Regions from separate parts of the Homo sapiens genome. Here all the other regions are linked to region 3. The links are chromatin contacts, found by Hi-C or POLR2A ChIA-PET in ENCODE. All regions are on one chromosome and are shown on one strand. The core of a region is the stretch at or near the end of the contact, and the rest is flanking DNA. Distances in the headings are between cores, read along the strand shown.

The links. Hi-C counts contacts between places; a loop is a spot of excess contacts on that map. ChIA-PET counts read pairs that join two places held with the same protein, here RNA polymerase II (POLR2A). Pooled maps may share reads with other maps.
Region 1: a loop to region 3 is called in a map of CD8-positive, alpha-beta T cell, with 13 times the contacts of the local background. The contact joins the promoter of NUP153 here to the promoter of TMEM170B in region 3. A Hi-C loop is called at or near these places in 3 of 168 maps with a recorded cell type or tissue (CD4-positive, alpha-beta memory T cell, CD8-positive, alpha-beta T cell and naive thymus-derived CD4-positive, alpha-beta T cell), 1 of 37 single-sample maps with no recorded cell type and 8 of 50 pooled maps.
Region 2: a loop to region 3 is called in a map of naive thymus-derived CD4-positive, alpha-beta T cell, with 7 times the contacts of the local background. The contact joins the promoter of FAM8A1 here to the promoter of TMEM170B in region 3. A Hi-C loop is called at or near these places in 1 of 168 maps with a recorded cell type or tissue (naive thymus-derived CD4-positive, alpha-beta T cell) and 8 of 50 pooled maps. POLR2A ChIA-PET finds 5 or more read pairs at or near these places in 1 of 52 experiments (naive thymus-derived CD4-positive, alpha-beta T cell).
Region 4: a map of naive thymus-derived CD4-positive, alpha-beta T cell shows a loop between it and region 3 (10-fold over the local background). The contact joins the promoter of DEK here to the promoter of TMEM170B in region 3. A Hi-C loop is called at or near these places in 1 of 168 maps with a recorded cell type or tissue (naive thymus-derived CD4-positive, alpha-beta T cell) and 11 of 50 pooled maps.

What each region holds. Positions count from the first base shown.
Region 1 is chr6:17,703,178-17,710,297 of GRCh38, forward strand. It overlaps NUP153 (nucleoporin 153), which reads right to left and starts at 3,748. Exons shown (of 22, transcript NM_005124.4): 1 at 3,100-3,748. The coding sequence starts at 3,210. It overlaps NUP153-AS1 (NUP153 antisense RNA 1), which reads left to right and starts at 3,866. Exons shown (of 3, transcript NR_134618.1): 1 at 3,866-3,951; 2 at 4,217-4,449. RefSeq lists silencers at 893-1,062, 1,579-1,738, 3,070-3,579 and enhancers at 3,166-3,860, 3,670-3,939.
Region 2 is chr6:17,596,804-17,603,053 of GRCh38, forward strand. FAM8A1 (family with sequence similarity 8 member A1) reads left to right here and starts at 3,499. Exons shown (of 5, transcript NM_016255.3): 1 at 3,499-4,318; 2 at 5,787-5,907. The coding sequence starts at 3,607. LOC102724591 (a long non-coding RNA gene) reads right to left here and starts at 2,173. Exons shown (of 5, transcript XR_007059485.1): 1 at 1,950-2,173. RefSeq lists a silencer at 3,358-3,837 and enhancers at 4,904-5,404, 5,405-5,905.
Region 3 is chr6:11,534,711-11,541,420 of GRCh38, forward strand. TMEM170B (transmembrane protein 170B) reads left to right here and starts at 3,039. Exons shown (of 3, transcript NM_001100829.3): 1 at 3,039-3,664. The coding sequence starts at 3,568. RefSeq lists silencers at 2,503-3,332, 3,363-3,522, 3,623-3,702, 3,713-3,992 and an enhancer at 3,332-3,833.
Region 4 is chr6:18,262,359-18,268,986 of GRCh38, forward strand. DEK (DEK proto-oncogene) reads right to left here and starts at 2,172. Exons shown (of 11, transcript NM_003472.4): 1 at 2,027-2,172; 2 at 1,485-1,638. The coding sequence starts at 1,629. LOC124901270 (a long non-coding RNA gene) reads left to right here and starts at 2,174. Exons shown (of 2, transcript XR_007059486.1): 1 at 2,174-2,719; 2 at 3,372-6,628. RefSeq lists an enhancer at 1,296-1,847 and silencers at 1,733-1,792, 1,853-2,212, 2,253-2,532.

The DNA of each region.
Region 1 (7,120 bases), core at 2,498-4,997, 6.2 Mb after region 3:
ACAGAACGAGACTCCATCTCAAAAAAAAAAAAAAAAATTAAAAAAAAAATAAGTTAAAGAAGGAAAGTAGTAAACTTACAGCATTTCCCAGGAGAGCTAAACCCAGAAGTCAAAACAGGAAATTACAAGTCAAATGAACACATGCAGAAGTCATAGGTACTGGGTGACTGTACTAGCCAAGTTGCCCTGACAGGCACTGGCAAACATCCATTAACTAACAGCGCCAGACCTCTCATTGTTTCTTACTCCAACTTTCTGCTATACTACCAAAAGCTTAATTTTTGCCCAGAAACCCTTGGACACTTAATCAAATAACATTAGTATAAAACATGCCATGTCATGAAGCTTGCTTCATGATGACTCAGCAGCTTCTGCAAAACATCCAGTTGACAGCCTAGGATAATAAACAGCAAGTGGGTAGACCCTATGTCCACCAAAGCCTCAATAAGGACTAAAGAAAGTCCTTATTTTTAAGATTAAAAAAAAAAAAAAGGAGAGTATTCTTTTGAATATACCTGAATACTTTCCTTGGGTAGTGGTAGTTTCTGCCAATATTAAATAGCACCTACAGTGTTGATCAAGAAACCCCTAAATACCTTTACTTCCCAATTCAAAAGCTAAAATATGTTTTCTTTTTTAATTAAATAGGACAAGAAGCAAAAGTATTTTAGATAAGGGGCAATGATAAATTATCAAGATTTAAAACAAAACTACACAGCCTGAAGTCGTATCAACTCTAAGACACCTTGGATCATAGGTGTTATGCTGTTAAGACATCATCTCCCCAAAATTAGATTTTTATTTTATCTAAGTACATTTAAGCTGTGATCAGGGGCCGGGCGCGGTGGCTCACGCCTGTAATCCCAGCACTTCGGGAGGCCGAAGCGGGGAGATCACGAGGTCAGGAGATCGAGATCGTCCTGGCTAACATGGTGAAACCCCGTCTCTACTAAAAATACAAAAAATTAGCTGGGCGTGGTGGCGGGCGCCTGTAGTTCCAGCTACTCTGGAGGCTGAGGCAGGAGAATGGCATTAACCCGGGAGGCGGAGCTTGCAGTGAGCCAAGATCGCGCCACTGCACTCCAGCCTGGGTGACAGAGCGAGACTCCGTCTCAAAAAAAAAAAAAAAAGCTGTGATAACTTCAGACATCTGGAAAATATTAATTCCCTTCTAACCTCTATTCAGACCATCCAATGACCTATATTTAAAACAAGTCATTTTTCTACATGTCATACAAGAAAATCTAAGCACTCAAAGGCATTCATAGGAGAAAAGAAAGCATGCATGTGTAACTTCCATTCTACAGACGGATTAGGTTAAATGGCCAGGCTTGTGACCTGAATTCTAATCTTAAATCTGCTCGCAAATACCCCTTTTCTTCACAAATTTGAAAACTAAGCACTTTATGTACATATCTGGGGGAAAACTGGTGGGAGTAGTAACAGTGCCAAACCTAACCATCAGTAGAGAACGACTGAAAATACCTGAACCACAATTTTTACTACTCAAACATTTCCCTCAAAATAAAAAACATTTAAGAAAACTAGAAGACAAAAAAAAAAAAATTCCTCAAATCTTTACTTTTTTTTTTTTTCTTCGAGACAAGAGTCTCGCTCTGTCGCCCAGGCTGGAGTGCAGGGGCAAGATCTCTGCTCACGGCAAGCTCCGCCTCCCGGGTTCAAGCCATTCTCCTGCCTCAGCCTCCCAAGTAGCTGGGACTACAGGCGCCTGCCACCACGCCCGGCTAATTTTTTGTATTTGTTAGTAGGGACGGGGTTTCACCGTCTCTGGATGGTCTGGATCTCCTGACCTCGGTGATCCACCCGCCTCGGCCTCCCAAAGTGCTGGGATTACAGGCGTGAGCCAACGCGCCCGACCCAAATCTTTACTTTTAAAAATCTGTTGATAATGACACAATTTAACAACATCAACCATGTGAAAGTGTGTAATCTTTATTAGCATCCAGAATAAAGTAATCTAGGAAGTCTACCTTTAACAGTAGGCAACAAGTTATCAGATCCTTTTGCTACACTTTTGTTTTTCAACAAATTTAAGACACACACTTCCCACCTCAGTATCACTGATAAGTGGCTTTATTAAAATAAGTTAACATTTTCCTATTCAATACTTCTAACAATCAATATTTTAAAAATGGAATTTTCTCAGAATCAACTATCTCATTTACAATTAGGATAATCCTTTTTTATAATTTTAAACATCCAGGAGTTCATACAGTGGCTAAACTATAAGACCACCAACATTCCTGGAGTGTCAAAAGTAACTATACTTCTAGAATACGCCTCATAATATTAAAATATTTTGTGTATGAGATCAGAGCTGGAGTCCCGGTCAACTGTGGAGAATGGCCAATTCCAGCCTCCAAAATAAAGGCGGGGGTGGCGGTGTTGGGGGGGGGGAGGGGAGTCGCGCAGCAGAGAAAAGACGTAAGGGTGGAGAGGGACTTTCAAAATGCCCCAGTGCCACGGTTAACTATAACCTGGTTAATAAAATCTAAGCCAATGCTCTCAAGACGAGGAGGGCCACAGGCAGGGGAAACCGAGAATTAACTCATAGGCTGAGACTAAGTTATTCCACTTTCCATGTAACAGCGCCCCCCACAACTCCCCGTCTGCCCCAGAGTTAAGATTCCAAGGGGCAGCCCCCCCTCCTCAAACACACTAAAGAAGGGACACCAGAAAACAGCAAGTATAAGGGCCATCAACCACATCTTTTCCTTTCTCCCTCGAGAGAACATGAGTAATACCCTCAAATTCCAAATCCCCGCCAAAAAATAAAGAAACGCGCGCATCATGGGCCTACAATTTCTTTTCCCGCCCAGAGCCTGCCTGGGAAAGCCCCTGACCCAGAGAGTTGGGGGAAAGGCGGCCCAAACCACACGTGTGCGCCGCAAGGCTGGGCCTGTCTCAGCCCACTTCCCGTCGCCACCCCCAACGGCCTGAGCTCCCCCGGAGCCTCACTCGGGCCTTTCCTCAGGCCCTCCTGTCTGCTCCACGTGGGGCGCCGGGGCCTCGAACCGCCCGTCCCCTCCAGCCGAGTTTCCCCACCCGCCAGGCCACCGCGGCGTCGGGGTCCCATACCTGATGCTGTTGTCGCCCCTGCTGGTAAGGCTTAATTGGCCCCTGGTGGCAACGCCGCGTCCGGATCTTGCCGCCACCGCCCCCTCCGACTCCTCCGGCTCCCGAGGCCATGGCGGAGCCTCCGCCGCTTCCCGCTCCGGGGCGGGTAAGGGGGCGGGAGAGGCAGAGGCGGAGGCCTTAGAGAGCCTCCCCCGCCGCCCGGCCCCGGCCCAAAAGTCCGCCCGCGCTGTCCACACAGTGGGCACAAGCACCCCAGGAACCGCGAGGTTGCGAGCAGGAGCGGAGAGAGGGTGAGTGCTGGCAGCGGGGAAGGGGGTGGCGGCCGCAGAGGCCGAGGAGGCTCCGGTCCGGCCGCCTCTGCGGACCCCCGCCTCTGTGTGTGTCACGGTCTCTATGGAGATCTCCCGCAGAGGACAGCACGAACAGTTCCCCGCGGTGCTGAGGCCTAACTCGACCGCCGACTGGTGGGAGTTCTTCCGTCGCCCTAGCCGTAGCTGCCGCAGTTGAAGCCGCTGGCGACGCCCGCCTACCCCTCCCCTGTGCGCACAGCGCCCGCCCCGCCGCCGTCGTCGTCGTCGTCCCTGCAGCCTCCGCCGCCGTTGCGCCTATTACCCCTGCTAAGGCGGCTGCCGCGGTCGCGAGCCAGAATGTCGTCACTCATCGGCGCCCGACGCATTTGCATCATCATGCTGCGACGAGCTGATAGGCAAAGAGGAAGGGCTGGTCGAGTCCACGCTCTCGGCCGCGCGGCACGCTGGGAAACGTAGTTCAACAACGGAACGCGGCTTCTCGGAAAGGAAGAGGGACGGGGAAGGAGATCTCCGGGGCGCCGCAGAGGCACAAAGCCAAGGGGTACTTTTGCTGTTCTTGGCTGTAAATTAGACTTTGAAAAGACACTTAACATAAAAACAGTAACCTCTTCCCATTCTCCTTCTCCCTGTCGGTTGGTTAAGTAGGCAGGAAGTAAGCAGACAGTAAAATCAAAGACAAGAGCTAATGATTTAAGAAGGAGGAAAAAAAAATCTGTGGTTGAAAAATAAAGTCCATGATCCTTAGAATTAGAAAATATATACGGCTTCATTAATGTTTCTTTAAACATATAAAGGTTTTGTTGCAGACACACGGGGCTGGAATTCTGGTTCTGCCACCCAACCTATTTGACCTTGGATGAATCAAAACCGTCTGAGCCTTAGCTTCCTCCTCCATAAAATGGGAGCTTTAAAATCCACCTTATAAAGCTGTTGTGAGGAGCAGACGTGATCATCTATGGAGAGCATGTATATTTGCTAATAGACGAAAAATGCGATGAATGATTACAATTATAACCCATGCAGTCAGCTAACATTAGGGGTAAGTGATATATCCTTAACAATAAAAGTATACTATATTTGCTCCAAATATTTAGGAAACTGAGTAAGTGAGCTAGACTCAAAGACTGAATCCACAAAATGTATATTCTAGGAGTTGACGATTAGAAAGGTCCTGGTGATCACATAGTCCAACCCTCTCATTCAACCAACCAGACAAGATGTCCAGAGAAATTTAGGTGGCACAATCAATGACACTGAGATGGGTAATCAAAGCCAGGACTATAACCCAACTTTTCTGTAAGAGCTAAAGACAAATAGCCAAATGATTAGGGAGGAAAAATATGTTGTGAAAAATCTTAGACTTACTATAAATCTTTTTTTTTCTTTCTTTCTTTCTTTCTTTTTTTCTGAGAGACAGAGTCTTGCCCTGTCGCCCAGGCTGGAGTGCAGTGGCGCGATCTTGGCTCACTGCACCCTTTGCCTCCCAGGTTCAAGCTATTCTCCTGCCTCGGCTTCCTAAGTAGCTGGGACTACAGGCGTGCACCACCACGCCCAGCTGATTTGTGTATTTTTAGTAGAGATGGGGTTTCGCCATGTTGGCCAGGCTGGCCTTGAACTCCTGACCTCAAGTGATCCACCCGCCTTGGCCTCCCAAAGTGCTGGGATTACCCGTGTGAGCCGCCACGCCCAGCCTATTTACTATAAATCTCCCACTTACTAGCTGTGTAGCCTTGGGGAAGTTACTGATCCTGTTTCTTTCTTTTTTTTTTTTTTTTGAGACGAAGTTTTTTCCTCTTGTTTTGCCCAGGCTGGAGTGCAATGGCGCAATCTCAGCAACCTCCACCTCCTGGGTTCAAGCGATTCTCCTGCCTCAGCCTCCCGAGTAGCTGGGATTACAGGCATGTGCCACGACGGCCGGCTAATTTTGTATTTTTACTAGAGATGGGGTTTCTCCATGTTGGTCAGGCTGGTCTCGAACTCTCAATCTCAGGTGATCTGCCCACGGCCTCCCAAAGTGCTGGGATTACAGGCGTGAGCCACCGCGCCCAGCCCACTGATCCTGTTTCTAAGCTTCGTTTTTTTCATCAGCAAATAGAGCGAATATTGACCTCACAGGGTAGTGGTCTGGTGAAAGGATTAATGTATATCTAGTTCATAGTAACTGCTTAGATAGAAAGCATCCAATATCAACCATCAATCAGATATAAATAATTAGTTCCAAGACATTTATACTATCTCCACAATCAAACTGCACAATTCAGGTTCATTGTTTAAATCATACAAGTGAAATTGTAAAGCCAGTCTTCTAGTACCTTTGAACTTGTACCTTTCAGCGCCTAAAGAAACTATGCTATACCAAGCATAGGTGTACACATCAATGGCTTTCAGTGGCACCTCTGACCATAACCATCAAGATCAAGACAAGTTGCCAAATATGATAAACAAAATTAATCTATTTTCCGCTGTCTCATCCTAGCTTCATGCCTCCTCCCACCACTAACTTCCCACTAAATTCTCCAGGTATGCCCCCTCTTCCTCCTGAAGCACTTCATCTTTCTTAAAGACAGTTGTTTCCCTCAGGTGCTATCTTCCTCCTATGCAGAAATCCTATTCTTCCACAAATCCATAGCTAGATATTTGACAGCCAAGTAAAGTAATTCACGATAAGCTAACTCATAGGGAAGATCTGTACCTGAATCTTTAATTGGGTTATACGTAGAGGAGATTAAACCATAGCCACATCCCATCTGCCCTCTTCACTCTATGAGACCCAGAGTTTCCACCACAGAACAGAGGACTGACTGGAATCAAAGCTCACCCCTTTCTTGGAGGCTATTCTTTGATGTGCTGGACACCCTTCACAGCCAACCTTTGAAAGGAAGAGAGACGCGAAAGAATTGGGCCAAATGTAGACAATGCTTCAGAAATAGAAGATTGGTAGAACTTGAGGAGATATGGGAAAATCCACATTCCTTTTACCCATGCTCTCAACTTTTTACCCATTTCCACAATTATTTTATTTCTTGGAAGTAAAATAGTATTTGAGGGAACTATAATGCATTAATCTCACATTCATGTGATTGAGTCATTGGAAGCCGTGCCAGGCTTGAGAGCAGAGAAGGAATAAAGAGACAGGAGGAAATCTGCATTCAACCTGGACCTAGTTTTTTCAGCCAAATAAATGGCATATTGGGAGACACTGCAATTCATGAAAAGCTTGTTGCTACAATAGTCCTCCTCTGCCAAGAAACTTCTTTATTTTGTTCCCCATATAATATAGTAGAAAGTGGCCGAGCACAGTGGCTCACACCTGTAATCCCAGCACTCTGGGAGGCCAAGGCGGGTGGATCACTGGAGGTCAGGAGTTCGAGACCAGCCTGGCCAACATGGTGAAACCTGTCTCCACTTAAAAAAAAAAAAAAAAAAATTAGCTGGGCGTGGTGGTGCTCACCTGTAGTCCCAGCCACTCGGGAAGCTGAGGCAGGAGAATCGCTTGAACCATGGAGGTGGAGGTTGCAGTGAACTGAGATCATGCCACTGCACTCCAGCCTGGGCCACAGAGTGAGACTCCATATCAAAAAAATTAAAAAATTAAAACAACAAATATATATATATATGTATATATATATATGTAACCAGCTGCCAATTATAAATTAGCAAATAGGCTGCTGACCCATCTCTAATAGATAAGGAGTATCCACTAATTAAAA
Region 2 (6,250 bases), core at 2,249-4,748, 6.1 Mb after region 3:
GATGTACAAATACCACTGTGTTACAACTGCCTGCAGTAATCAGTACATTAATATGCTGTACAGGTTTGTAGCCTGGGAGCAATAGGCTATACCATATAGCCTAGGTATATAGTAGGCTGTACCATATAGGTATGTGTAAGTAGTACAGTCTATGGTGTTCCCATAAGGACAAAGTCGCCTAATGATGCATTTCTTAGAACATATCCCTGTTGTTAAGTGATTCATGACTCTGAGAGTGTGTGTGTGTGTGTGTGTGTGTGTGTGTGTGTGTGTAATGTTAGGACACATATATATATGTATTTCAGAAAAAAATTTTTTTGAATTATAATGTGTTATAATTAGTTCTGTTACCTGTCTTGGGTTTTCTTTATCAAGAACTTCTAATCTATATGTTGGATCTTCTTTGCCTATTTTCAATATTTATCATTTCTCTCAAATTATTTCTGTTTACATTTATTTTTGATTAAAAAACTCATTTTCAAATTGTAGTTCTTTTCAGACACTATTGTATTTTCTTATTCTTTTATTCCTTGTATTTTAGTCCTCTTTTCTGAAATCAGTTTTTCTTTTATTTCTAACTCTTTCCCAAGTTCTGTTACTTCATTCCTGAGTTTTTCTTCTGGCTTGTTTTGCTGTTTCATGTTTCATATCATTTTATATCTTTACAGTGACACTGTGCCAGGTGTTACAGAAACAGTGGTATTCAAAACAAAGTCCATGTCTCCAATAATCATATTTCACTCATTCCAAGCCACATTTATTTCTTTGTTTCTGTTTCTCTTTCTTCCCTCACCCCAACTTGGAATGCTTGTTTAAACATTAAAATTTTCTCATAGTTGATTTTAAAATGAAATCTGTAAGGGTAAACTTTTCTAGCTATAGGCTACCATAATCTTTCCCTTATTTTGAATTCTTGAATAAGTTTTCAGTTTTCTTGACAGTCTGTCCCTTGAACCTAGATCATTAGCTTTTTAAGGAAAAAAATTATGGCTTTTTATATCTCCCAGAATAAAGCCAACAATGACTCTGGGGCTGGGCGTGGTGGCTCACACCTGTAATCTCAGTACTTTGGGAGGACAAGGCGGGTGGACTGCTTGAGCTCAGGAGTTTGGGACCAGCCTGGGCAACACAGTGAGACCCCCATCTCTACAAAAAATGAAAAAAATGAGCCGGGGGCAGTGGCACGTGCCTGTAGTCCCAGTCACTCGGGCTGAGGTGGGAGGATAGTTTGAACCTGGGAGGTCAAAGCTACAGTGAGGAGTGCCTACACTGCTGCACTCCAGCCTAGGTGACAGAGTGAGACCCTGTCTTTAAAAAAACAAAGAAAGAAAAAAAAAAAGAATGACCCTGGGCATTGTTGGAACTCAGAAAACCATACCCCAAAATGAAGACCTCAGAAGCAAAAGATTTTTCCCACCTTCTCCAACCCTCCTGTCTCAATCCCATTCTTCCCCCCACCCCCACCCACAAGGCTAGTCATAGAAACTGGAATCCGTCTTTCCCAAAGCAGGGCATAGAAACCAAAACCCCACCCTTTCCCAAAGCCAGCCACAAACCTAAAAATATTACTCTAACCTCCCTGCACCCCTTTCTGTGCAAATATTGGACATAGAGAAATTATCTGGCAGAGCGCAGTGGCTCACGCCTGTAATCCCAGCACTTTGGGAGGCCGAGGCGGGTGGATCACCTGAGGTCAGGAGTTCAAGACCAGCCTGGCCAACATGGTGAAACCCCGTCTCAACTAAAAATACAAAAAAAATTAGCTGGGCGTGATGGCGGGCGCTTGTAATCCCAGCTACTTCGGGAGGCTAAGACAGGAGAATCACTTGAACCTGGGAGGGGGAGGTTGCAGTGAGCCGAGATCGCACCATCGCACTCCAGCCTGGGCGACAAGAGCAAAACTCTGTCAAAAAAAAAAAAAGAAGGAAAAGAAAAATTATCTGACCTACCTTGTTTAACTGTTGTAGGCCACAGCCCCCATTCCAGAGGGTCCTGTTCCATACCCAGAAGGAATGAATGCTGCAGACAGGCCAAGGAGAATCCAGATAGGCCTTGCTGGGTTTCTTGCCTGTTTGCATCAGAGTGTTTTTTGTCCAGTCATTTTTTTTGAGACGGAGTCTCGCTCTGTCGCCCAGGCTGGAGTGCGGTGACGCAATCTCGGCTCACTGCAAGCTCCGCCTCCCGGGTTCACGCCATTCTCCTGCCTCAGCCTCCTGAGTAGCTGGGACTACAGGCGCCCGCCACCACGCCTGGCTAATTTTTAGTATTTTTAGTAGAGACGGGGTTTCACTGTGTTAGCCAGGATGGTCTCGATCTCCTGACCTTGTGATCCGCCCGCCTCAGCCTCCCAAAGTGCTGAGATTACAGGCGTGAGCCACCGCGCCCGGCCTTGTCCAGTCATTTTTTTATACGGCTGTCCATGCTTTGTTGAACCTAAGCATACAAATACACGATTTCCCTTGTTATCTTTGGGTCTTCATTCTGAAGGCTCCCGTGTCACATAAAACGATGGTCAAATCAATGTCTATGTCTTTTCTCCTATTAACTGCCTCCTGTCAGTGACTTTCAGCGAAACTTCAGAAGGTGAAGCGGAAGTTTTCCTTTGGCCCGGACAGCATCATCATTAATATCATTAATAAATATTCCCACAGTATTTGGCCCTTGTATGTCCTTTGTATGGTGCTGGGGATACAATAACATATCGCTGCAGAGATTTTCAAATGTAAAAGAAGAGAGATTATACTGATTTAAAAGCTAGATTCTGTCCTCACCCTGGAGCTAGTCTGCATTTACGAAAACTTACTTTCCACTGCGGTAGACAGACGCTTTCTACTCCAGCGCAACTGTGCCTTTCCTCAAATCTAGTCTCAAATTTAGGTTCCTTTTCATTTTCTGTTATGGAAAGGCCCTCAGCGTATCCCAGGCTTTGGAGCCTTTTGTTAGTAGTCTGGCCCATGCATAATTTCCCCTTCCTCTGAATTATACATAGCACCTCACTAGTTATATTTTAATACACTTTCCTATGTCTCAGTGGTAGTTTCCTATATTAATATATATCCCAGTTTAGTTTGGCTTTTAATTTCTTTTCTTCTAAGGGGATAGATGCGTTCTGTACCACCTTCTCGAGTACTAATGGTTAACTGGAATGAACACAAGCAACAAACCCTCCGGCCTGGATCCCAAAACAACAGTCGCGGTTCTGCAACAGAAAAGGCTGCGCTGGCCCTGGGACCTGTCTCGGAAATACTCCTCATCCATCTAGTTTCTCCCAGGACAACTAGGCCCAACCCCACGGGAATATACAGAGAGGCCTCGGGTCACAGACTTAAAGCTGTAAAAGGGAGGAGGCGACGGTCTGGTCCCAGTCACCGACCAGCCACCGACTACTAGGGCCCGAACCCGGGACTGCAGACGCACCTCCCCGCCCTCCCTTCCCAGCTCCGCCTGGCGGCGGGCGTTGCTCCTGAGGGGCGGGGCTTCCGCTTCCGGCGGGGGATTGTTGACGCCTGCGGTTGCTGCGGTGGTGACGGGGCTGTTGGGGAGGGGCCATTGGGGGAGGGAAACGGAGCAGTGACAGGTATCCCAGAGGGTGCTGCTGAGGCGACGATGGCCGAGGGGCCCGAGGAAGCCCGAGGCCACCCTCCCGGGCAGGACGATGGCGGAGGGGACCACGAGCCCGTCCCTTCCCTGAGAGGCCCTCCTACCACCGCCGTCCCATGCCCCCGCGACGACCCCCAGGCCGAACCCCAGGCCCCGGGCCGGCCCACAGCCCCGGGCCTCGCGGCTGCCGCCGCAGCCGACAAATTGGAGCCGCCGCGCGAGCTCAGGAAGCGCGGGGAGGCGGCCTCCGGCTCCGGTGCAGAGCTGCAGGAGCAGGCGGGCTGCGAGGCGCCCGAAGCCGCGGCGCCACGAGAGAGACCAGCTCGGCTGAGCGCCCGCGAGTACTCCCGGCAAGTGCACGAGTGGCTGTGGCAGTCCTACTGCGGCTACCTCACCTGGCACAGCGGCCTGGCCGCCTTCCCAGCCTACTGCAGCCCCCAGCCCTCCCCGCAGAGCTTCCCTTCGGGCGGCGCTGCAGTCCCCCAGGCCGCGGCGCCGCCGCCCCCGCAGCTGGGCTATTACAACCCCTTCTACTTCCTGAGCCCCGGGGCCGCGGGGCCTGACCCGCGGACAGCTGCCGGCATCAGCACCCCTGCTCCAGTCGCGGGCCTGGGACCCCGGGCTCCTCACGTGCAGGCGTCGGTCCGGGCCACTCCAGTGACGAGGGTAGGATCCGCAGCCCCTTCGCGAAGCCCGAGCGAGACCGGGCGACAGGCAGGTGAGAAGCGCGAGGTGGAGGCTGGGCGGAGTAGAAGGGTTTTCGGGGGCCTGTGGGGTAGAGCTGGCACGCTTTTTAGACCTGTAACTGCTGCTTCTACTCTGATTGACTATCCTGCCCGTTCAGTTCACTAGCTATCGTTTGTCCAGGCCCTAAATTCCCAAAATGTACAAGGAGGCAATACAGTTTCTTCTTCCTTTAGACCTGGCACTCCAAATTGACTCCCTTACTCATGGGACTAGTTGTTTATTCGTGAAAAGAAATTGCTCTTCAAACCATCCTCTTCCTTTGGTTTTCACGCTCTGCAGTGAGGGCCAAAGCTAAATTCGCAAATGGCAAACCCACTTTTGGAGGGGCTCGACTGGTAATGCTGAAAATTATTCAGACATTGGCTACTTAGGACAGTGGAACTGAACGGATATAAAAGGAGATCGACATGGATACAAGTGGAGTTAGGAAGTTTTGATTGGGTCAAAGCTTCACTTCATTTGATCAATATCTTGTATATTGTGTAATTGTTTTTGCTTCTGTGTGTGAACTAGAATATTTTGAATTAGTTACACTTCTTAGTTTACTATTTAAACTATTAGACTTTTAGTTTATTTTAGTTAGCCACAGATAGATGGGACAAGAACTAGTTGATGCCTCTGATCCCAGTCAGAATTTAGGATGACAGATTGATACTCACTGGGTTTATTTTAAAGAAAGCAAAACAAACTAAAAAACGGGTGGGGGGGGATTACAGGGATTTACTTTATACTAATTGCCAATATTTAACCTTGATTTGTACTAAAAAATGTTTAATTTTGTGTGACTTAGATGTGATCACCTGGATTCTCCTCATTAGAATTCCTAGTGAAATGTAGTGGGTACCCTAATCAAATTTATCTGTGAAATCAGTTTTCTAGGGGGAAAGTGGGGAGGGTGGGGACAAGGTCTGCTTCTATCGCCCAGCCTGGATAGTGCAGTGGCGATCTTGGCTCCCTGCAGCCTCCGCCTCCCAGGTTCAAGCCGTCCTGCCACCTCAGCTTCCCTAGTAGCTGGGACTAAAGGCATGCGCCACCACGCCCGGCTAATTTTTGTATTTTTTGTTGAGACGGGGTTTCGCCATGTTGGCCAGGGCCAGACTGGTCTCGAACTCCTGGCCTCAAGCAATCTGCCCGCCTCGGCCTCCTAAAGTGCTGGGATTACAGACGTGAGTCACTGCACCTGGCCGTGTGAAATCAATTTTTAAACGTTAAGGTGATGAAAGCAAACTTTAAGCTCAGTAAATAGTGGATTCTCTGTTACTCTATTTTAGTAACATGGATTCTTGGTGGAATCAATATCAATAGTTGCTGCACGGTTATAAATATTTTTTATTAAGTTGTACCTTGACTTTCTTTAGCAATTCATTACATGGCTTGTGTTCCAAGGCTTATGTGAAATGATTCGTTTTTCCTAACTTTTTTTTTTTTTTAATTTACAGGCAGAGAATATGTTATTCCATCCTTGGCCCACAGATTTATGGCAGAGATGGTGGATTTCTTTATTCTCTTCTTTATAAAAGCAACCATTGTCTTAAGCATTATGCACCTCAGTGGGATAAAGTAAGTTGAGGACATTTGCAGAAGGGTTTTAATTTCTACTGTTTAATGATCTTGTTTTATTACATTCTGTTTGTCTACACGTGACTATATGGATAATGGGCTTGTCAGTGTCATGATTTCTTTATAAGAGCTTTGTTAGATTTATTGTTTTCTTGTTGATTTTAAGAAATAACTAGAAAGGAAAAAAAATAGCTTACTGAATTCTATAAGATGTGTGGGAATCTCACCTATCAAAAATAGGTAAAAAGAGCCTCCAAACCTGCTTTGATTTTATTCACCTATTCTTTTAGGCCAGGAACTAATTTACCTCTCACTATCCTGTTCCCTCTTGCTATCTTGTGGA
Region 3 (6,710 bases), core at 1,789-4,288:
ACTTGCTTTTGATTTTACAGGCTTATAGGCGGAAGGGACTAGCCTTGTTTCAGATGAGACTTTGGACTGTGGACTATTGAGTTGATGCTGAAATGAGTTAAGACCTTGGGGAACTGTTGGGAAGGCATGATTGATTTTGAAATGTGAGGACATGAGAGTTGGCAGGGACCAGGGGAGGAATGATATAATTTGGCTCTGTATGGTTTTATCAAGGGTCTCCACTTTTGCGTCTTCCTCATTCTCTCGTTGCCTGCTGCCACCCATGTAAGACGGGACTTGCTCCTCCTTGCCTTCCACCATGATTGTGAGGCTTCCCCAGTCACATGGAACTGTAAGTCCAATTAAACCTCTTCCTTTATAAATTGCCCAGTTTTGGGTATGTCTTTATCTGCAGCGTGAAAATGGACTAATACGTTAAGTTGATACCAGTAGAGTGGGGTGCTTCTGAAAAGATACCTGAAAATGTTTTTCTCAAAAGATCAATATCATTTTATATTTTAATTGATTTTAAAAAGCTTTCCTCTAGGTTGTCTCTGGACAGTTTTAAAAATGACTAAGGCTAATGGGTGTTCCCTCACTTACATGAGAGAAATAAACCAGGAATTTTGGTTTATGAATTACGTTTGTGAATTGTTTCATGCTGAAGGGCACAGAGTTGAAAGGAAATTTTTGGATTCACTTGGGGTGGTCCCTGATTTCTGACAGGAACGTGACTAAACTCTTCCTGAATTGGTGTATTAATTCAAAATAAAAAATCTGTAGGAAAGAAATTCCAAAACTTTCATTTGTATTAACTCAGTTTTGGGTTTCATAACTCTGGCTGTTGGGAAAATGTCTAATTCTCTTAAGGATATAAGCTTCCAACACAGTCAAGATCATTACTTTTATCAAGGAAAACCTAAGTAGCCTAGAGAGTAGAGATCTTATCTTCAAATGTTACAGATAACACCTTGCACAGAACATTACAGATAGTAGATGCCAAATAAATATAGACGCCAATTAAATTGAACTGAACAGCAGGGGTGAAGTTGTTGGGCAGCAAATAACATTACTGACTTGAGACTTCATTGCTGTGTCTTTCTCATTTCCTGACATGAACACTTGGATTCTGTAAAAAATATTTATTCAGAACAAGAACAATGCTGACTTTTCTATGAAGATCATTCAGTGATTCATTCAACAAATATTTGTGGTGCAGGTGCCAGGCACTGTCCCAGGTTCTGAATATTTTCACTGCGTGCTACTGTGTTTTAAATAATAGTGTGCAATCCTAAGAACGTAAACTAACTAAAGGTTTCTGATATGAGAGTTTAATGAGCCCCTGCTCAGGGAGTTTGCTGTGAACCCTTCACTGAATGTGGTCACATTCCCTAACATCACTAATTATGTAATGCCAAGTCCCTTAAGAATATCATTAGGTAACCTGCACTTCCCCATCAAGAATCTTAAAGTGAGGGAGTTAACAGTGGGTTAAGAAAGATAATGTGGTTGCTAGAAAGAATAATAGACCAGGAATTCAGAAACTGAGCTGTGAAGTGCTGTCATCTCTGTCAAGTCACTTAATTCACAGAATCTGTTTCCCTATCTGTAAAATAAAATTAGAAAAATGTTAAAGCGCTCTTTTAGGTTTGATATTCTGTAATCTTGTTAATAGATCTAATTAAGTCTAAATTCTAGGAGGAAGATAAACTCTACATTAAGAGTTTTGGCTCAATTCCTATTAATGGTGCAAAAATTTCTCTTATGTTGTGACATCAAAAAGAAAATACAAATAAACAAAGAAATAAATGTGTATGTAAATATTATTTTAAAGTGGTCACCAAGAGCACCATTTGACAGGTAATTTGACCCTTCAGTGCTTTGTCAAATATACTTCATGATTTAGCTACAGCAGGTATTTCTTCACTTCTCTTTGTAAATTTTTCTTTATCCAGATGGCAGAGGGGTTGAAAAAAGGTGGGGGGAGGGGCTGGCTACTGCATATTTATGTTACTGCTAAAACTTAAATTTTTATTTTTTAAAGTTAGAAGGTTTCCAATTTCGAGGAGTTTAACTTGTAGTTGGATTTTAGATGCTCCTCTGGCTAACGCTGGACATGAAGACAGACAGCAAAGCGTGGGGAGAGAGATCTAGTTTAAGTTCGAGGGAAAAAAATAACAGACGCAACTTAGATAAAAGAATACTACCATCAAAAAAAGGGGGGCTAGAGCCGGCGATGGCCTTGAGGATTAGGACACCTGCCGAGCCTGGAGTAAACAGGTAATGTCAGGCAGGTCCTGGAACCCCGGGAGGCCCAAGTTCTTGCTGCGGGAAGAGGGATTAGCAGAATGATAACGCAGGTCTGTTTGTGTTTTAGGGGTTTTAACATGCATTCTGCAAGTAAGTGACCTATCCAGGTCATTCGATTCAGGCTCAGAAAAAAAACCCCGCAAATTAATATATCTAAATGCTGAGATAGTGACACCTTTTTAAAAAAGTTATACATAAGCATCTTTATCAAAAAGCATTACATTTTAAGGCAAAAATCTGAACTGTCACAGTATCCACCTCACCGAGTTCAGCAGCCCCACCTTGGGTCAGGGCTGCCCCTGCAGCGCGGGCCCCCGAAATGCCCGCACCGCCCACGCCGCCCGCACCGCGCGCACCCAGCCGGGCCAGGGCGAGGGATCCAGGTCTCCCGGTCTCTCAGGGCGCGCGCCCGGGGTCCGGGGGTGGGGGGCGTGGAGGCGGTTCCCTTGGAGCGCCCAATCAGCAGTAAGGCCCGGCGGTGGCGCCAGTGACGTAGACCGCGCTTCCCTCCGCCCCACTGCGGGCCGTCGCTCGGCGCCGTCAGCCACGCGCGCTGCAGCGCGAGGGGAGAGCGAGAAGGAGGGCTTTGGGGCCGACCGGCTGTTGGAGGGCGGCGGGTCGCGGGGAGCGGGGGAGTGAGCATGCGCAGCGGCTCCGGGGAGCGCAGGGGAGGAGGGGCCGGCGCTGAGAGGCGCGCGCGTGCGCGTGCACGAGTGGCCCGCCGGCGGCTGCGGGTGGAGGGGGCGGTTCCTCGAGTGTCGGCGACCCGAGGGCGGGCAGGCGGGCGGCAGGTGCCGCCGCAGCCTCTGGCTGGTCCCGCGTCTCCGTCCTCCGGCGGCGATGAGCTGGGCCCTGTCGGGGGCTGCACCTGCCGGCTGCCCATCAGCACCGGCCTCCTGGCGTGACCTCGGCCTCCTCGCGTGTCCAGTCCCCGCGGCGCGGCGCTGCCCCTGAGAGGGAGCGGCGGCGGCCTCCTCCGCCCCGAGTCCTCGCTCGGGGGCCGCGCGAGGACGGCGCCCGGCCCCCTCCCCTCCTTCCTCCGTCCGCCGTCCTCAATGTCTCCCCGGCGGGGAGGGGGCTGCCTGGGAGACACGCTGAGCGGCCCCCCCACGGAGGCCCTCCGGCTGCAGCAGCAGCAGCGCCCGGCCCGGCGTCCCGCAGCCTCCACCAGCGGCGGCGGCCTGGAGGAGCCGCGCACCCGCCGCCGCCCCCCGAGCCTCGCAGCCGCCGCCGCCGCCCGGCACCCGAGGAGAGGGCGGCGGGCGCCCCTCGGGGAAGATGAAGGCGGAGGGGGGCGACCACTCCATGATCAACCTGTCGGTGCAGCAGGTCCTGAGCCTCTGGGCCCACGGGACGGTGCTGAGGAACCTCACGGGTAATTGACGCGCCTGGGCTGGGGACGGGGATGCGGTCCGCCCCTCTCCTGTCTTCTCCTTCCTCGGGAGGGGACACGCTCCTCGCCGCCCCACCCCCGTGCGCGCCCCGCTCGGAGCTCCAGGTCCCGGCGAGGAAGGTGTTAATCGGAGCCACTCTGCGCGTGTCCCGGGGGCGCCGGCTCCCGCCACCCCCTTCCCTGAGTCGCCAGGGGAGCATCAGCGACCCCCGCTCCTGCCCCGCACGGGGAGAGCTCCCGGTGGCGGCCCGGCCTCTGTAGTACGCGCGGAGTAGCTTTAGTGCTGAGACTTGAGCGCATTTCGCTTTTATTCCATTACCCTCCTCCCCTCCCCCTTCTACACACATCGCTTCTTGCTATTTACATCTTTTTCTGATTTAGTTCTTTTTCTTTCTGGCAAATCTCAAGCCAAATGTAGAACCTAAAATCATTGCCCACAATGGTCGATTTACTTTTTCAACCGCTAATTTTTTGGGCGATGTAGATAACTGAGTAAATTATAGTGGGTCAGGGGCTGAGCTAAGGTCTAGTGCGGTCTAAGCGTGTTAGCTTCATATATCTCCTTCCCCTCCCATTTCCTTTTGTCTGTCTGTCTCTTTCCCTCAGGCCTCCAGCTGCTGCTTCTGAGACATTTGATAATTTTGTGTATTTCCCTTCATTTATTAAGGCTGTCAGTAATTGGCCTTATAACATCAATTTCTATTTGTAAAAGTGAGTGATAAAACACACAATATTTTTATTCAGTCTGTAGATTTGCTTTGTGAAGAAACTTCTGGTTTTGTTATGTGGAAATGCTTACATTATACTTTGAGTTCCGAATTTAAAAATTATTCTCTGAAGTAGAATTTACGAGAAAGAGATTCAGTTGCGATTTGGTGACTCCTCAGTGCCTGCTTTTCAGAGGAAAAAAATCTTAAAAAAATACTCAGAATTTAATTCTTGAAAATGTGTAAGGCAGTTAATTTCAGTAGAACATTAGTATTTCAAAATGCATTTTGTCAAACTGGTTAAAGTGTTGTGAGTATTTTACAAATATAACCTGGGTTCATATATATAACATATATATAAAGTCTGGCATGGTATAGAATACAAACATTCATAGAAGAAAATTTTATGGAATTATATACCACAAAAGACAACTTTAAGGACACTGGTTTCTTCGAATGGAAACTATACAGTTAAAGTAGATTCTGGATTGCTTCATGCTATCCTCACTTTTAAGCTGTGGTTATTTAACTTGAAACAGACTGACTTTACATGATGATTGCCGGTAAGGAATATATTGTTATAATTCTGGAAAACTAAATGGACATAAAGACCATCTCATGATTCAGTTGAATTTAGAGGTAGACTGCTTTATCTTACTTATGATTTTGCTTGCATTTATCCACTGTTTGGTATTTGAACTGTACCAGTTTTTGTTTAAGTGAAATGAAAAGTAGGGACTTAACATATATTTGTGCAGGCATACCTTGGAAAGATTGCAGGTTTGGTTCCAGAACACCACAATAAAGCAAATATTGCAATAAAGTGAGCCAAATGAATTTTTTGTTTTCCTAGTGCATGTAAAAGTTACATTTTACCTGTAGTCTTTAAATGTGAAATAGCATTATGTCTGAAAAAAAAGTACAGACGTTAATTTAAAAATACTTTATTGCTGAAAAATTGCTAACGATCATCTGAGCCTTCAGCAAGGACGTTATCTTTTTTCTGGTAGAGGGTCTTGTCTTTGTGTTGATGACTGCTGACTGATCAAGGTGATGATTGCTGGAGATTGGGATGATGGCAGTTTTCTTAAAACAGCAATGAAGTTTGCCACTAAGGAAGAGCAATAGACTCTTCCTTTCATGAAAGATTTCTCTGTAGCATGGGATGCTGTTGGGTAGCATTTTATCCACAGTAGAACTTTCAAAATTGGAGTCAGTCCTTTCAAACCCTGCTGCGGCTTTATCAACCGAGTTTATCTAATAGTCTAAATCCTTTGTTGTCATTTCCACGGTGTTCACATGATCTTCACCAGGAGTAGATTGCATCTCAAGAAACCACTTTCTTTGCTCATCCATAAGAAGCAACTCCTCATCCATTCAAACTTTATCATGAGATTGCAACAATTCAGTCACATCTTCAGGCTCCACTTCTAATTCTAGTTCTCTTGCTATTTCGACCACACCTATGGTTACTTCCTCCACTAAAGTGTTGATCCCCTCAAAGTCATCCATGAGGAATGGAGTCAATTGCTTTCCAACTCCTATGAAAGTTGATATTTGGACCTCTTCTCATGAGTCACGATTGTTCTTAAGGGCATCTGGAATGGTGACTCCTTTCCAGAAGGTTTTCAATTTCCTTTGCCCAGGTCCATCAGAGGAATCACTATCTCTGGCAGTTTTAGCCTTCTTACACAGTGTATTTCTTAAATAATAAGACTAGAAAGTCAAAATTACTCTTTGATCCATGGTCTGCAGAATGGATGTTGTGTTAGCAGTCATGAAAACAACATTGATCTACTTGGACATCTCCATCACAGCTCTTGGTTGACCAGGTACATTGTCATTGAAGAAAATACTCATTAAAATGAAAGGAATCTTTTTTTTTTCTGAGCAGTTCTCAACAGTGGGCTTCACATATTCAGTAGGCCGTGCTGTAAACTGATGTACTGTCATCCAGGCTTTTTTGTTTCATTTATAGAGCACAGCCAGGGTAGATTTAGCATAATTCTCAAGGGCGCCAGAATGGTAAATGAGCATTGGCTTTAATATAAAGTCACCAGCTGCATTAGCTCCTAAGAAGAGTCAGCCTGTCCTTTGAAGCTTGGAAGTCAGGGATTGACTTCTCTCTAGCTGTGCAAGTCCTAAATGGCATCTTCTTCTGATATAAGGCTGTTTAATCTACATGGAATATCTGTTGTTTGGGGTAGCCACCTTCATCAGTTAGCTAGATCTTCTGGATAATTTGTGCTTCTACATCAGCATTTGCTGCTTCACCTTGCACTTTTATGTTATAGAGGTGTCTTTTGTTAAACCTAAAGAAC
Region 4 (6,628 bases), core at 922-3,421, 6.7 Mb after region 3:
TAAAGTTAAATATTCAGGGTTAAGTAAAATAAAAACTTTCACAATTCTACTTGTCCCACAAACACCTCAAATTAGTAAAAAGAATAATAAATCACAGCTACAATAAAACTATTAGGGGATAAAATTTCTACAACATCATGTTTTTAAAAATAATTTGTCTAGAACAAAACATGGGATTCTTTCAACTACCAACTCTTCCCCAAGCATTACTGTGTTGGCCACTTACAGTATATTTACATGACTTCTCTAATTTTTTCCTGACATGAAGAAAATTCACCATTTCTTTGGCATCTCAACCCTGCCCCCACCAGAAGACCAAAATACAAACAAAAAATTGGAGAAAAAGTGCAGAGCCTCTTTGGCTAGCAGCGAGATAGTGCAGCCAATTTTGTTGTTGTATTAAAAATAATTTTAAAATAACATGTTGTTAAGCAATAGTTTATGTGAAAACTTATATTTAAAAAGCCATGCTTTACTTAAATATGCCCTTCTTAGGGCACATACCACTTTAAACAAACAAAAGGCACACCTTGTAATCTTAACCCAGATTGTGACCACAGGCTGGTTGAGGCTTAAAAAAAATCCGGGTTTAGGAAGAGCGCTTCAACCTCTTCCCAAGTGTGGCTGAGTCGTAAACATATACGAAATAACCGCAGACTAAGCTAATATCAAAGAATGCTAAGAGATGCGACTCGGATTTTTAAATGTTTGGAAACATGTCAAGAAGCGGGTACACCTGAAACAGACACTGCATGCATCCTGGATAAACTGCCGCAGCACACTCCTCTATTCAGTCAAGTTTCCGTTTCACACCTCCAGTCAAATCAGGGCTCATATCGCCCTCCCTTAAAACAGACACAGGTTCGAAACCGAGACAGTGCTGGGCTCACATTTAACTTTCTTTCAGAGTTCACTTTCTTCATTTTTAACTACTTTCTCAAGTAGCAACAGCTTTCACCGCTGTTTGCCAGGGAGGGAAACTTTTTGGTAAATGTAAAAATATTCGAAAGTATTCAAATACTTCCGGGTCTAGCCTTATAACTTCAGTCTTAACGGGCTGCACCAAGACCTTACAATAACTTCAAAAGGCAAAAGATGTGTAATGAAAAGGACAAAATTAGAACATCCACTTAGCAACTTCAAAGGTGCACACACACAGGTAAAAAAAAAAATCAAATCCAAGACCTACAAACTTCCCGTCAAATGATGAAATGTTAACGAACGTTTAGAGCGGACGAGAAGTCGGCTGCACTCCAATACATCTCTACCACGCTAACAAATACTTTAAAAACCGGAATACACAAAGTCAATTCTACGCCATCGCTCAAAACAAAAGCAGATAAATTGTGCACACATTCTCGCTGAAAATCACTCCGACTTCACGCCTCTAAACACCAAAAGAGCAAGAAAACTGTTTCCTGGGTGAAAAATACAAAAAAACTTCGGTCTGAAAAATTCATCAGTTGGGATGCGACTCCCCCCACCTTTTTCCTCCTCCTCCTCCTCCTCGTCGTCCTCGTCCTCTTCCTCCTCGCTCTCCTCTCTGGGACCGGGCATTTCGGGTTCTTTCTCGGACGCGGGCTGGGTGGGGGTTCCCTCCCCCTCCGCAGCAGGGGCCGAGGCGGACATGCTGTGAACCTGCATGCGGGAAGAAAGCCGGACGTCTCGGTCCTCCTACTCCCGCAGGCAGGACCGGGCGGCCACCCTGAATGATGCTACCCTTCCCGCGGGACACCTGCCCTGAAAGTTGCCTCCTCCCATAGCCGGGACCGCAGCGCTCAGTCCCCAGGGGCGGCTTCCCTCCCGCTCCGCCGCCGCCGTCCAGGGATTCCCGAGGCGGGAAACCGCGCCCGCTGCCCCGCGTGCGCGCGCGCCCGCCCGGCCTGCGCTGTTCCCGGCCCGGCCCGAGCTGCCGGCCCTCCACGTCCCCTCCCCCGCCCCAGGCCGCCGTCCAAATGGCCGCGTCCCTCCCCCGTCGGCCGCGGCAGGGGCGACCGGGCCTCCGGCGTCCCGAAGCAGCCCTTACCGCGGATTTCGGCCGCCGCGGGCCTGGCACGCGAGGGCACGAGGAGGTTCTGGGAGGCGGCGGCGGCCGACGCCGAGGAGAAGGCGCGCGGGCCGCTGTCTGGCGTGACGCTCGCGCCGCGCGCTCGGCTCCCCAGAATCAACAAGATTTTCAAAATGGCGGTTCGGGAAGGAGAGCGGGAATGCGGCGACCAATCAGGGCCGCGAGCTGGGAGTTGGCGGGCGCGGGGCGGGGGAGGCGGGGCGGCCGGGTGCCTCCGCGGGAAGCTCGGGCGGGCGGGACCGCGAGGGGTCGCCTCGGCCGCGGGCGGAGGGATGCGCGCGCGGGGCTCTCCCCGGCTGCGCCTGGAGTGTGGTCGGCGCTCGGGCCCCGGAGTGCGGGCGGGCTGTGTCCCGCGGGGCGGGCGGGAGCGGGAGGCGAGGCGGCCTGGCAGCGCGGAACGGAAGGACGCTAGGGGGCCTGCGTGTTTATTGTTTCCACGGTCGCTTCCTGGAAAAGATGATGAGCAGTCCCGGGCCGCGGAGGGGCGCGGCGGGCGCGGTAAAGAAGTTTAGAGATCTCCGAAGTCGCTATCGACAGTGTTACTCTGAGGCGGAGGAGAATTAATCAGCGGTCTCATCAATGCTCCAGAAATCATGCTGGGTGATAGATAACTCCCAAATCTGTATTTCTGAGGACCGCATCGCTTGTAAGGTGCACCGAAAGGAAAAAGATCCTACCTGCCACGTTAAAGGTTCACATAGCCAGCCACATAGATTTACACCCCTGTAAATATAAGGGGAGAGGCTCCCTCCCACCCCATTCCTTCTCCTCTCCTCTCTCACACACACTCTCTGTTTTATAATAGAGGAAATATGTTATTTGGCCGGGTCCAGACCCTTCTCCCAGAGTTCTAGGTCATCTATGCAGATGCTTTTTACACATTCAACACTGCAGACACTCAAAGCAGTATCTTCCCTGCTCAATGCTGCCTTCTTTTGTATGTGATTTCCTTTATTTTCTCCCAACTCTTCAACCACTAGCTCACCTGAAGGATCCTTGTACTCAGTGGACTTAATAGAAATGTGATCAGTGAAATTTGCCTGGACTCTGGGTTGCAGGACAAAAATTAGACATTTCCTTTGAATCTTCCCTTTTCCTTTTGTTCCCCTTCCAAAACATACGCGAATAGTGTCATTTCTACCCTCAAACGGTATGCCATTTTCCACACTATTTATCCCACTCAAATCCTATCCACACTCCACAGCTCATCTCTCCTTCTTGCTGCCTGCAACGTGGTTGGGAGTGGGGGGTTGTGTTTCACCCCTATTTGTGTTACAGCTCTTTCAATCCTACCATTTGGCAGGTCCTGAGTTCTGGTCCTGTGTCCAGGAAGAGTGAGGCACGCAAACAACTGGAGGGTGAGCAAGGTGGACAGGAGCTTCACTGAGGGACAGAACAGCTCTCCTGAGACCTGAAGTGGGTTGCTCCTTTCTGCAGGGGGGTTGTCCCGACTAGCGTCCTGCCCTCAGTGGAGAGGAGACCCATAGTGGGCAGCTCCTTTCTGCAGGCAGGTGGTCCTGACGAGTTGAGGAGACCAAAGTGGGTAGCTCCTTCCTGCAGCTGGTAGGCCTGAGCGCTGGCTGAGTCTGGGGTTTTTATGGGCTCAGAAGGGAGGAAGTGTGTGCTGATTGGCCCATGGGTGGGCCCAGAAAAAGCACCACTAGTTTTCACTCTGGGCTGCAGACTCTACCTGGAACTGGCCACCAGGCCCCCCAGGCTTCAGGCCATCCCTGGCTTGAAGGTGGGCAGGGACCTACCCCTTTCCCCCCAGGAACGTGTCTGCCTCCCACCATCAACATGTCATCCATGGCGCCCAGGCTGTTTGTGCTGAGGGGTGCCTGCAGGCCCACGCGGAGCCACCCTCAGCCCCACCAGCCTCTTTCTCGCACTTGTTGGTGCCCAAAGTCCAGAGAGGGCCAAGGCGGCAGGTGGCTGGTGTGTCAGTGCTGCCCTGAACACGTGCACACCCAGCTGGGTTGCAGCAGCGCCCGTGCCTGGCCACAACTTTGCTCCGCCTTGGAGTGGGCCCTGGGAGTGGGTAGAGAGAGGGTAGAGGCCTGGGAACAGGCACATTCTTTTTTTTTTTTTTTTTTTTTTTGAGACAGGGTCTCACTCTGTCACCCAAGCTGGAGTGCAGTGGCGTGCTCTTGGCTCACTGCAACCTCAGGAGCAGGCACTTTCAGCCTGCAGGGGCAGGGGGTTTCCTGGGCCCCCAAGAGTGCAGGGATGGCTGGGTGCAGAGCTGCGGCTGGACGGCTGCAGCTGTGCCCAGGAACATGGGTCTCCCGCCTCGCTGACGTGGTAGGGGACGGGGCTCTTGCATGTTCCTGGCGCCCGCTGTCTCTGAGGAGTGGGCAGCTCTGGCCACGCCTTCCATACTGCAGCTGGCATCCCCTCAGCAGCTGCTCCAGACAGGCTGTCACTGCCATCAAGACAACGAGCAGGTGAATATATATTCTATGACAATTAGTGATAGCAGTAAAGCAAGTTAAAGAAGATAGGAAGTACCAGTAGGGTGGATGGGATTTTGTTTTATATATTCAACAATGAAGCAATGACTTATTAATAAGATGACATTTGAAGAGATCCTAAGAAAATGGGAGATCTGAAGACCCACTAGGTTATTCCAAAGAATGCTCTAAAGTTTTGGATGTGGGGCACGAGAGTCAGGTAGAAATCAGTGATGACCTTGGGGTTTTTGGTTCAACAACTGTGAGAACAGGAGTAGCTATTCGTTGAGATGAGAAAGACTTCGGGGGTGGGGGTGGGCAGGATGGTTTTAGAGGGGAAAGTGCAGGAGGTGGGAATGAGTTGTTTTGTTTTAGACATGTTAGTTTTGACAATTCAAAATGGAGATTCAGGAGTGGCAGTTGGATTTGAGAGTCTGGCATTCAGCAGAAGAAACTCTAGCTCAAGAAATAAATATAGCAGTTGTCAACATGTAGATGGTATTTAAAGCCCTGAAACTGAATGAAATCACTAACAGGGAACATAGGTAGGGATAAGGGGATATTCAAAATTGTACCTTGGAGCTCTCCAGTGTTGAGAGGTTCAAGAGTGAGAGGGGAACCAGCAAAGGAGAAGAGAAGAGCAACTGTAGCCAGTGAAGTGGGAAGAGACTTACATGAAAATTGTGTCCGAGAAGCCAAGTGACAAAGGAGTGTTTTTGAAGGAGGGTGATCCACTGAGTCACATGCTGATAAAAGGTCAGGTAAGATGAGAACTGATAATTGACCACTGGAAATACCAATGTTGTGTTATCAGTGACATGGACTATTCTGTGGGGTGGTGAGTCTAAATGTTCCAGGAGTGGGAATACAGAGAGACAGGTAGGCAAGGAATGGATTCAGACACTCTTTCCAGGAATGTTGCTGTACAGGAAAACAAAGAAGGAGCAGTAGTTCAAAGGGAGTTTGGTTTTGAAGAAAAGAGACCCATGTTTGTATGATGATGAGAATGAATCAGTGGAGAGGGGAACATTGATGATACAAGAGAAGGAGACAGTAGCTGAAGCCAATCTACAGTAGGTAGGTCAGGTTGGGTTCTCTGTAAGCAGAAGCTGAAACAGAATTTGGGACACCAGGTGATTATTAGAGGTGAAGAACTGTGAAGGGAAGGGGGAAGAAGTAAGATTGGGCAGAGGAAGAGGTCAAACTGCAAAGCTGGCTTGACAGAGCTTCAGACAGCTACGAGGGGAGTTCTGGAGTGAGTGCTGCTCTTCAGGGTATTCTGAGTGGCTGAGCTTTTATATCGCCATACTGCTCAGTCACCGCATGCAGGCAGCCCCAGGAAGGGTGTTACCTCGACTGAAGTGATTCCACTTTAGTGGCTTTGGCAGATCCTGAAGGAGCTGACAGATGGAGGCTGCCTGCTAACTCTAGGGTCTGCAGCTGGGCAGCAGATCCTTCCTTGAAGAGGCATCTGGGTGACACATCTCCATGTCTGCCACAGGAGATGAGGGGACATGGGATCTAGTGCACAAGTAGAAGAGTTGTCCTTGAAAAGGACAATGGAAAGCTGTTCCATTGTAACAAGAGGAAACACAGAGGACATCAGTACCCATGCAGGGCAGGGGTTGGCAGATGTAAGTGGGAGTTTTTGAAGTTTTTATTTCTTTAAGTTTCTCAGTAAAATCCGGGGCAACATTATTGACAGTGAGTGAGTGTGAGAGAGACTGTTGAAGGTTTTTGGACAGGAAATGTGAAGTGATCATGTAGAAAAATGGGAGATGGATGGATTAGGGAATGTCGTAGGCTTGCCATGTAGCTGCAAGGACTCACTGGGATCAATGGCTGTAAAGTGAGAGTGAGACCAGTCAGCATTATTGTTTTTCTCCGGCCATATTCAGCTACCTGGGAGTAAGTACGAAGATGGCAACAACAGCATCCAAAAAGTGCATTTAACCAGGTTGGTATTTTGCTAGGCAGGTAAGAAAGAAGGAGAAAACGGTGAGTGAGTTGAGGATACACACAGGACAAGGAAGATAGTGATGGACCATAGAGTCTGAGCTGAGTAAGGAGGGAAGTAAAGACATGAGAAGGGCGAGGCTTAGTGAGAAGG